Linked DNA regions of Homo sapiens: region 1 is linked to region 2. Evidence: chromatin contacts called from ENCODE Hi-C or POLR2A ChIA-PET data. All regions are on one chromosome and are shown on one strand. Each heading gives the region's core, a stretch centred on a gene start or an enhancer-like site at or near the end of the contact. The rest is flanking DNA. Distances are from core to core; before and after follow the strand shown.

Region 1 (3,830 bases), core at 433-2,932, 380 kb after region 2:
GGGACGGGGACTGCGCCCCAAGAGAGGGACGCACCGTATCTCAGTCTCCTGAGTGTCTCTCGGGTGACCTGGGAGGGGGTGTGGCTTGACAGTTCTTAGGGAACTGAAGGGGCACCACTGTGACCCACCCTCCAATGTGGCTTCTGCATGCCCCCCATTCCCACCCATGCAGGCCCCAGCCCAGGCCCCCTTGCCCTCCACTCACTGTGAATAGTGATTTCTTTGACGACCACGGTCTGACTTCCTGGAACAGATGCCAGCCGTATGCCGCACTTATCTTGGGCCGGGTTGAAGGTGGCTTTGACTGCTCGGCATATCAGTGAGATCAATTTCTCATCCGAAGCGCCCCCTGCCTATGGTGGGGAGAGCGCAGGTGACTCCGCGGGGAGCGTGACAGCAGCCTAGGCCTGTGGGGCTGCCCTCCCAGCTAAGGTCGGGACAGTGCTGTTGCTGTGCTAGAACCTGCCTCCCTCTCTAGCCCCAGCTGGTGCTCCACGCAGGCCTGCCAGGAATCAAGGGTTGCATGCTGTTCTCCTGGGCCAGTTCCTGCCTCCTCTGTCTCGTTCCCATCAGCCCGTTCTCCGCACTGTGTTTATCTGGTCTACGCTTGCACCTTTCATTCCTTTCACCCTAGTGCCTCTTTTTTCCCTCCAAGCTGTTTGCGGATTGGGGGTTGTTTTCATCTCCCTCCCTAGAACGGGCTAGAGAGGGGGCACTGCACAGCAACCCTACCCCACAGCCCGCAGGGAGACTCCAATTCCCCCTAAACTCCCATTCACCAGCCTTTCATGCCCAGTTCGGAGAAATCAGGTGGGGAGGCTGCAGCTCTCAGCAGAAGGGTCTCTACCCCCAAAGCTGAAATACATGTGCCCTTGCCCTAGGCAGAGCCTCTGGCTCTGAAGCCACGGACAGGCTGACAGGGAAGGGGCTCCACTGAGTAGGGGAACAGGTGGGATCTTGAAGCTACCCCTAGGATATCTTGGAGGGGGTCTTATTTAGCTCTAAGAACAAAGATTGTGGCTGACGTGGCTTTAGAGCTGAGGATGAGGGGAGAAGTGTGGGCAGCATGTATCCAGTCCTGCCATGCCATCTAGGGGCACCCCTCCCTGGGGCTTCTCTGACCTGATTCTGGAATAAATGACTAAGACAAAGAAAAGGACTCTAGGGATAGCTTAGCACAGAACCCATACAAACCACCCCTAAGGTTTCTACCAGAATTTCCTTAGGCTTAGTAATTCCCCACCCTGACATCAGGAAGGGATCCAGGGTTTTCCATCTTCCTTTTCTAGCAAAGGGAAAAAAAAAAAAAGTGTCTCACAACAATCACACAGCCTACCAAGCTACATCCAAAAAGAGGGTCTGAGGAAGGGCTGGGCGGGCACCTGACTGTCCCCAGAGCCCATATCATGCAATGCCTGCCTTGTCCAATAAGCCCAGCCCTAGGAGAGCACTGCTCCCTTTTAAAACTCTGGTCTAGATGTAGGCTTTTGTAAAGTTCACTTGGAAAATGCCGGCATAATGGACACCCAAAAGAAAACAACTGCAGAAAATTCAGGCAGCATTAAAGTGTTGTAAGCCCAAATTCTCCATCCTATCTATAGACACCGTGTTCAGGTCTGTTCTAGTTCTAGTTCCTAGGGGGTGGCTGCAAAAAACCGGCACTGACCGGGAGAGGGCAGCAGTGAGCCAGCCATCTCCAGCACCCGCCGCGCTCGGCAGTTATTTACTGAGTGTGCACAGCGCACACTCCCCAGACCAAAGCCTTTGGACCCATGGAGACCGGTGGCCTGAAGGCTGCTCACACACTGCTACCTCCCTCACACAGGTGTGCTCACACGCACGCTCACCACCCAGACTGGAGAAATGCTGGCAGTGGCTCCTGCATTCCTGGGCCCTTTTCTCTCCCACCCATCCCATCAGCTCCTCAGGTTAGAGGGAGAATCTCCCAGCACTGTTCGTCCATCAAGGCTCTCAGATAGTCCACAGACCAGGAAATGTGAAGCCACAGACGATTAAAGCAGACAGACTACACCTCTCATTTTCTCTTGCTTTTCTTTTCTTTCTGTAAAAACAGGGTCTTCCTATGTTTCCCAGGCTGGTCTTGAACTTCTGGCCTCAAGCAAACTTCCTGCCTCAGCTTCTCAAAGTGTTGGGATTACAGGTGTAAGCCACCACACCTGGCCTCACCTCTCATTTTCAATTGAGACATCTGAAACCCAAAGAGATCAACTCACCAAAGTCACTCCCAGAGCTAGGGGCAAACAGGAACTAGGATCAGGGTCCCTCAACTCAGCATACTGGAAATAGTCACACAGTGAAAGCCGAGGAAACCGGGGGGTGGGAGGGGGGGGTCCAGTCCTGTGGGTGTGTCCTGACTTAGAGAAGTCTTAAACCTTGGTCTGTTGCTCTGTAAGATGGGAAAGGACCACTTCCTACTAGGAAGAAATGAGGGCCGGAAAGCAAATGCACCTTAGAAAGATGTTTAAAAATGCACCTAGAAAGAACATACATTCCCTCTCCCTCCCTCAGCCCTGCTGTGAGCCTGCACCTGGCGGCTCAGATCAGCAAGCTACTCACACAGAGGGTGTTTCCTGTGAGGTTCAGGACGAGCTGCTTCTCACTCTGTGTCTGTGTCTCAAGATCCTCACACTTTGCCTGGAAGAAGCCACTGAGATTAAGGTTTGGGCTAATAGTCATGGAATCTTTGACATTTCCCCCCAACTAAGGGGTGACCCAGATAGGAAAGAGTTCACGGCAAGCTGGAGGCATGGCTGGACCCATTCCAGAGCCAGGTATGTCCTGGCTGCGTGGCTTGAGGGCAGCTCAAGCCAGGACCAGGCTAACCAGGGAGAGGGAGGAGGGAATGGGTAAGTGCTGCTCAAAGCCCCAGCCAGGGGCCCTGCGTTGGAGGAAAGAACAGAAAACCTTGTCTTAAAGCCTCTTCTACCCGAGTCTGGGTTCTCCTACTTGCCCCACCCCTGCTGGAGTTACCCAGTTACTCTCATGAGCCACAGTGGGAGAAGGTGTTTTGGGGTATCGGTGGGTAGTTGATGCTGCTGTGGGGCTGGAGCTCATGGTCTCTGGCAGGGTAGGTGTTCTCAATGCCGTTGCCGGGCTCGTGGGCTGCACTGTCTCCTGGGAGGAAGGGGCCGTAGAGCTGGCTGGCATCTGACTGGAGGTCTGTTGAGTTCTTTGCGAGATAACCGATGACGCTGTCATTGGGAAAACGAGGGTAATGAGAAAAGATGAGTGCACCCTTGCGAGAAGAGGACAATCTTTTCTTGCTCTAATAGTTTTCCCAGGTTCTTTGGTCTTACCTCCCACAGAGACGGAAGAAGTGGACTCCTATGACAAGCCAGTGGAATAACCCGGCAAAGTCACAGCAGCCGCAGCAAACGTTCACTGAGCACTTAACTTTGTGCAAGGGACTGGGTGCCTCAAAGGTACTTTCCTACTGAATCCTCACAATCCTCTGGGGAAGGAATCGGCATCATCCCTATTTCATAAACAAGGAAACTGAGGCTCCGAGGGGCTCAGTGATTTGCCCGAGTTCCTGTGCCAACAATGGCAGGGCAGGGATTCGAAGCCAGGATTATCTCAGCCGGAGCCCGCACTCCTACTGTGTGGCACCCTCCTGTGGAGCGGTGGCCTGCTGACTTCAGACCATATGCCTCTGATATGCAGCAACATCACCAGGAGCGCTCAGAAACTCTGGGTCCACAGGTCTGAGATGGGCCATGATCCTAAGGCTCTTGATCCATAGGTAGATTTTGAAATTGATTTACTAGGTTAAGACAAGCTCTTATAAATAATAAGTAAGTAAGTAAGTA
Region 2 (4,042 bases), core at 1,186-3,685:
GCAAGAAATGCAAGAATGGACTATCACACAGGGGAAGATCAAAAGTTCTAAGTGCAGATGTCCCCTGCAGAGTTGTAGATATGGGTGTGAGGTTCATAAGAGCTGCTGGAACTGGGTTTATAAATTTGAAAGAAGATTGCCTAGGAGGGTAGATAGAAAGACTCAAAGAAAAGTGGGTCCAGGTCTAATCCTTGATCATTTAAGACTGAAAAGAAGAGAAAGAGCTGGCACTGGAGACTGAGAATCAGAAACCAGGAGACTACGGGGCCAAGGAAACCAAGAGAAGAATCTGTTAAGGAGGATCAGCTCTTTGTTAAACACTGCCAAAAGGTCAAGAAAGATTATTTTAATTTGTTTCTCTCGTAAGCGTTAAGCTCCTTGAGAGTTAGTATTATTTTATTATTTATTTTTGTTTCCCTGGGGCTTGCCCTGTGACCCACACATAATAAATGATCAGTAAACTTTTGTTAGATTGAAGAAAGAGAGAAAGATGCATGGCAAGAAAGGCAGACATGCAGAAAGACAGTAGAATTTATGCTTGGGTCTCAAAAAATAAATAAGTAAAACAGATTCCCTTGAAGTTGACTGCAAACCCAGCTTGATCTTAGGAAATGTAAGGAGGTTCTTTCTGCTCCCTGTGTTTTACTCTTGAGCTAACACATTGATGGGGCTCCCACAGAACCATATTGTTGCCATGTAAGTACCTTCAGAAAACATTTTGAGAAGTGATATTCACCTGTGTCTGGTCAATCTGAGTCATTTTTATCTTTATTTAGGTCCTAGGTGATGACGAAAAGGGCAATTTGCTTTTCCTCGTCTATGACTCCACCACATCACCCTGAATGAGTTGATGGAAACGGGGGCATCCATTTCTGTGCCACTACAGTTCTGTAATACACTGTAATCACTCATAACGCTGCCCAGCCCCAGTTTCCCATGAGAGAGAAAGGTGACTACTGGCAGGAAGAGACGTCTAACCTCTTAGAGAAACCACCAGCTTCTTAGTCTGTTATTGTTTCTGCATTAAAGTGTTGCTGCGGGCCGGGTGCGGTGGCTCATGCCTGTAATCCCAGTACTTTGAGAGGCCGAGGCGGGCGGATCACGAGGTCGGGAGATGGAGACCATCCTGGCTAACACGGTGAAACCCCATCTCTACTAAAAATACAAAAAAAATTAGCCGGGTGTGGTGGCCCGCGCCTGTAGTCCCAGCTACTCGGGAGGCTGAGGCAGGAGAACGGCGTGAACCCGGGAGGCGGAGCTTGCAGTGAGCCGAGATAGCGCCACTGCAGTCCGGCCTGGGCGAAACAGCGAGACTCCGTCTCAAAAAAAAAAAAAAAAAAAAAAAAAAAGTGTTGCTGCTATCAGGGCCGCTGTACAGAATATCAAAGAAGGACATGTTTGACTCTGTTCTAAGAACGTGGAGCTCTTCTACATAATAAAAGAGAGTGTCCTTGAACTGGAAATTTTAGGAAATACAGTAATAGATGTAGTTGAAACAATATTTAAAATGTTATGCCATCCTGTATCATTTAGTTATACCAAAGATCAGCAAACTTTTTCCATTTCTATAAAGGGCCAGAAAGGAAATAATCTAGGCCTTCCTGGCCCTACAGTCTGTCTCAGCTACTCAATTCTGCCATTGTAGTGCAAAGCAGCCACAGACAAAATTTAAATGAATGAACCTGGCCATATTCCAATAAAATGAATTTGAATTTCAAATAATTTTTATGTGTCATAAAATATCATTCTTCTTTTCACATTTTCCAATCATTTAAAAATGTGATGGCCTGGGAAATAGCAAGACCTTGTCTCTACAAAGTACAAATAAAAATAGCTGGGTGTGGTGGCCTGTGACGAGGCAGGTGGATCACAAGGTCAGAAGTTCAAGACCAACCTGGCCAACATGGTGAAACCCTGTCTCTAGTAAAAATACAAAAATTAGCCAGGCATGGTGGCAGGCACCTGTAATCCCAGCTACTTGGGAGGCTGAGGCAGGAGAATTGCTTGAACCCAGAAGGCAGAGGTTGCAGTGAGCCGAGATTGTGCCACTGCACTCCAGCCTGGGCAACAGAGCAAGACTCTGTCTCAAAAAAAAAAAAAAATCTACTTCTTACATAGTACAGTACTGGGTATTATGGAGTTGAAGATAAAAGGATAGATAATTCATAAGTAGGTAGGTAGGTAGACTGACAGACAAAAGATCTAGTGACTGATAAGTTCTGTGAGAATTGTTCAGGTGTATCACAGTATCAATGTATAAATGCAGTCTTTTAAAGCAACAATAGGCAGTCAGACAAAACTAAGTTTAAATCTGAGCTCTTTTGCATCCCAGCTGCATGACCTTGGGGTGATTACATACACCATATAAGCTTCAGTTTCCTCTTTTTGAAATGAGGATAATAACACCTACCTCTCAAGGAGGTTGTGAGAATTAAATAAGATCATGTATGTAAATCAGCAGGTGTAGTACCTGGGAAATGGTAGACAATGAGTAAATGGTAGCTGTTGTTGTAGTATTACAGCAATATGAAGGTAGGTAACTTATTCAAAAGAAGCACACAACCAAAGGCAAAGCAGAGTAAGCTTGTAAGTCAAGAGGTCACAGACACATATAGAAACCCGCAAACCTGGGGGCTGAACACCTGGCCGAGAACATTTGGCTGAAAATAAAAGCAGAAGTGACATTGTCACAGGAGCATACAATAAGGCACCTGGCCAGTTGTCTTGCTTTTGTCTTCTCTAGCAACCAGCTGCTGGGTTGTCTAAGGAGCCCTACTTATGGGTCCAACCCCCAGCCTCCCCAGTACTTAAACGCTGGCTCAGACTGGAGAAAGTCACCATTAGTATCGGCCCCACCATTGTGCTTCCTTTCAGTTAGGTCAGCCATGGGGCCTCAGACATCTGTAGCTCCCTCCTATTGTGCCTCCCCACCCCTCTGCCCAATATGGGTTTCCACCTTGCCCTCAACACCTCAGTCTCTGGTCCTCCTGCCTTGTATCCCAGTCTCCCTTTGGATGTGGGTCCCTTGTCTTGAACCCCAGCCTACTTTACCATGATCCTGATGTCTTCTTTAGCTTAGTTCTGACCAGTCATCTTTGCAGAGGGCTGTATTCTGCTGCCTACACCCCTGCTGTGCTCTCCTCAAACCATGGGACATATGCGCCTTCCCCTTTATAGATAACCCATTGCTAGGGTAAGGCTAAACTGCCTGGTATTAACAGCTTCCTGAACTTTATGTGATTAAGAGACACAAGGTTTTGCAGAGGCCAGCTGCCCAGATCCAAGCTGGTTTCTGTATTCATAGCCCGTGCTCTAGGGAGCATCCCCCAACCCTGGTCTTGGCTCATACCCTCTCTCCACTGGCTGTATGCAGTCAACTACTCCTAGCATGCCTTGTGATCCTGTTATGGCAACATCAGTAATGCTTTCCCAATACAAATGACAAAATTATTGGCACAGGGACACGATATAGGGGTAATGGAGAACTTCAGCTTATCTGATATCTACTGACAGTCTCATTCTGCTGAAAAGTGATCGTCAAATAAAGTTGGCATGACTTAAATTTAAACTAATTGCTTACTGAAGAAGTACTATTCTGTGCTTAATTCTAACCAGCTAAGAAAAATATGTTGGCAAAGTAGAAGTGACAAACAACTTAAAATAAGTGACCAGGGCAGCTTTGAATTTGTAATAGCCAAAGAAGGCAATTCTGCACCTGCTAACCTGACATGAACGAGAGGAGCAAGTTAAGAGAAAATATGGACACAAGACTCCCTCTGGCCAGGAACTAGGAAATAAAGGGCAAGAGGAGTCATATGATTGGAAGTGTACATTTTTACAAAATCAGTGGTTTAAATGAAGAAAAGACGAGCATCCAAAAAAAGATCAGGCTAGGCACTGTGGCTCACACCTGTAATCCCAACACTTTGAGAAGCCCAGGCAGGAAGATTCCTTGAGGTCAGGAGTTCGAGACCAGCCTGGGCAACAAAGTGAGACTTCTGTCTCTGCAAAAAATTAAAAACAGCCTGGCACGGTGGCTCAC

Evidence for each region. A loop is a pair of places that touch in the nucleus more often than their neighbours do. ChIA-PET counts read pairs that join two places held with the same protein, here RNA polymerase II (POLR2A). Pooled maps may share reads with other maps.
Region 1: a pooled map shows a loop between it and region 2 (3-fold over the local background). The contact joins two enhancer-like sites. A Hi-C loop is called at or near these places in 1 of 168 maps with a recorded cell type or tissue (heart right ventricle) and 5 of 50 pooled maps. POLR2A ChIA-PET finds 5 or more read pairs at or near these places in 1 of 52 experiments (K562).

What each region holds. Positions count from the first base shown.
Region 1 is chr7:131,506,374-131,510,203 of GRCh38, forward strand. PODXL (podocalyxin like) reads right to left here. Exons shown (of 9, transcript NM_001018111.3): 4 at 2,992-3,212; 5 at 2,578-2,655; 6 at 206-353. Among named protein-coding and RNA genes, the nearest start is that of PODXL, 48 kb to the right of the region's middle. RefSeq lists an enhancer at 1-200 and a silencer at 1,741-1,800. Within about 2 kb of position 1,683, at least 3 of the 41 ENCODE cell types and tissues checked have a DNase peak (open chromatin) inside an H3K27ac peak, as active enhancers do.
Region 2 is chr7:131,121,701-131,125,742 of GRCh38, forward strand. It overlaps a transcript of MKLN1 not described here. Among named protein-coding and RNA genes, the nearest start is that of LINC-PINT, 14 kb to the left of the region's middle. RefSeq lists an enhancer at 2,477-2,636 and a silencer at 2,777-2,856. Within about 2 kb of position 2,436, at least 3 of the 41 ENCODE cell types and tissues checked have a DNase peak (open chromatin) inside an H3K27ac peak, as active enhancers do.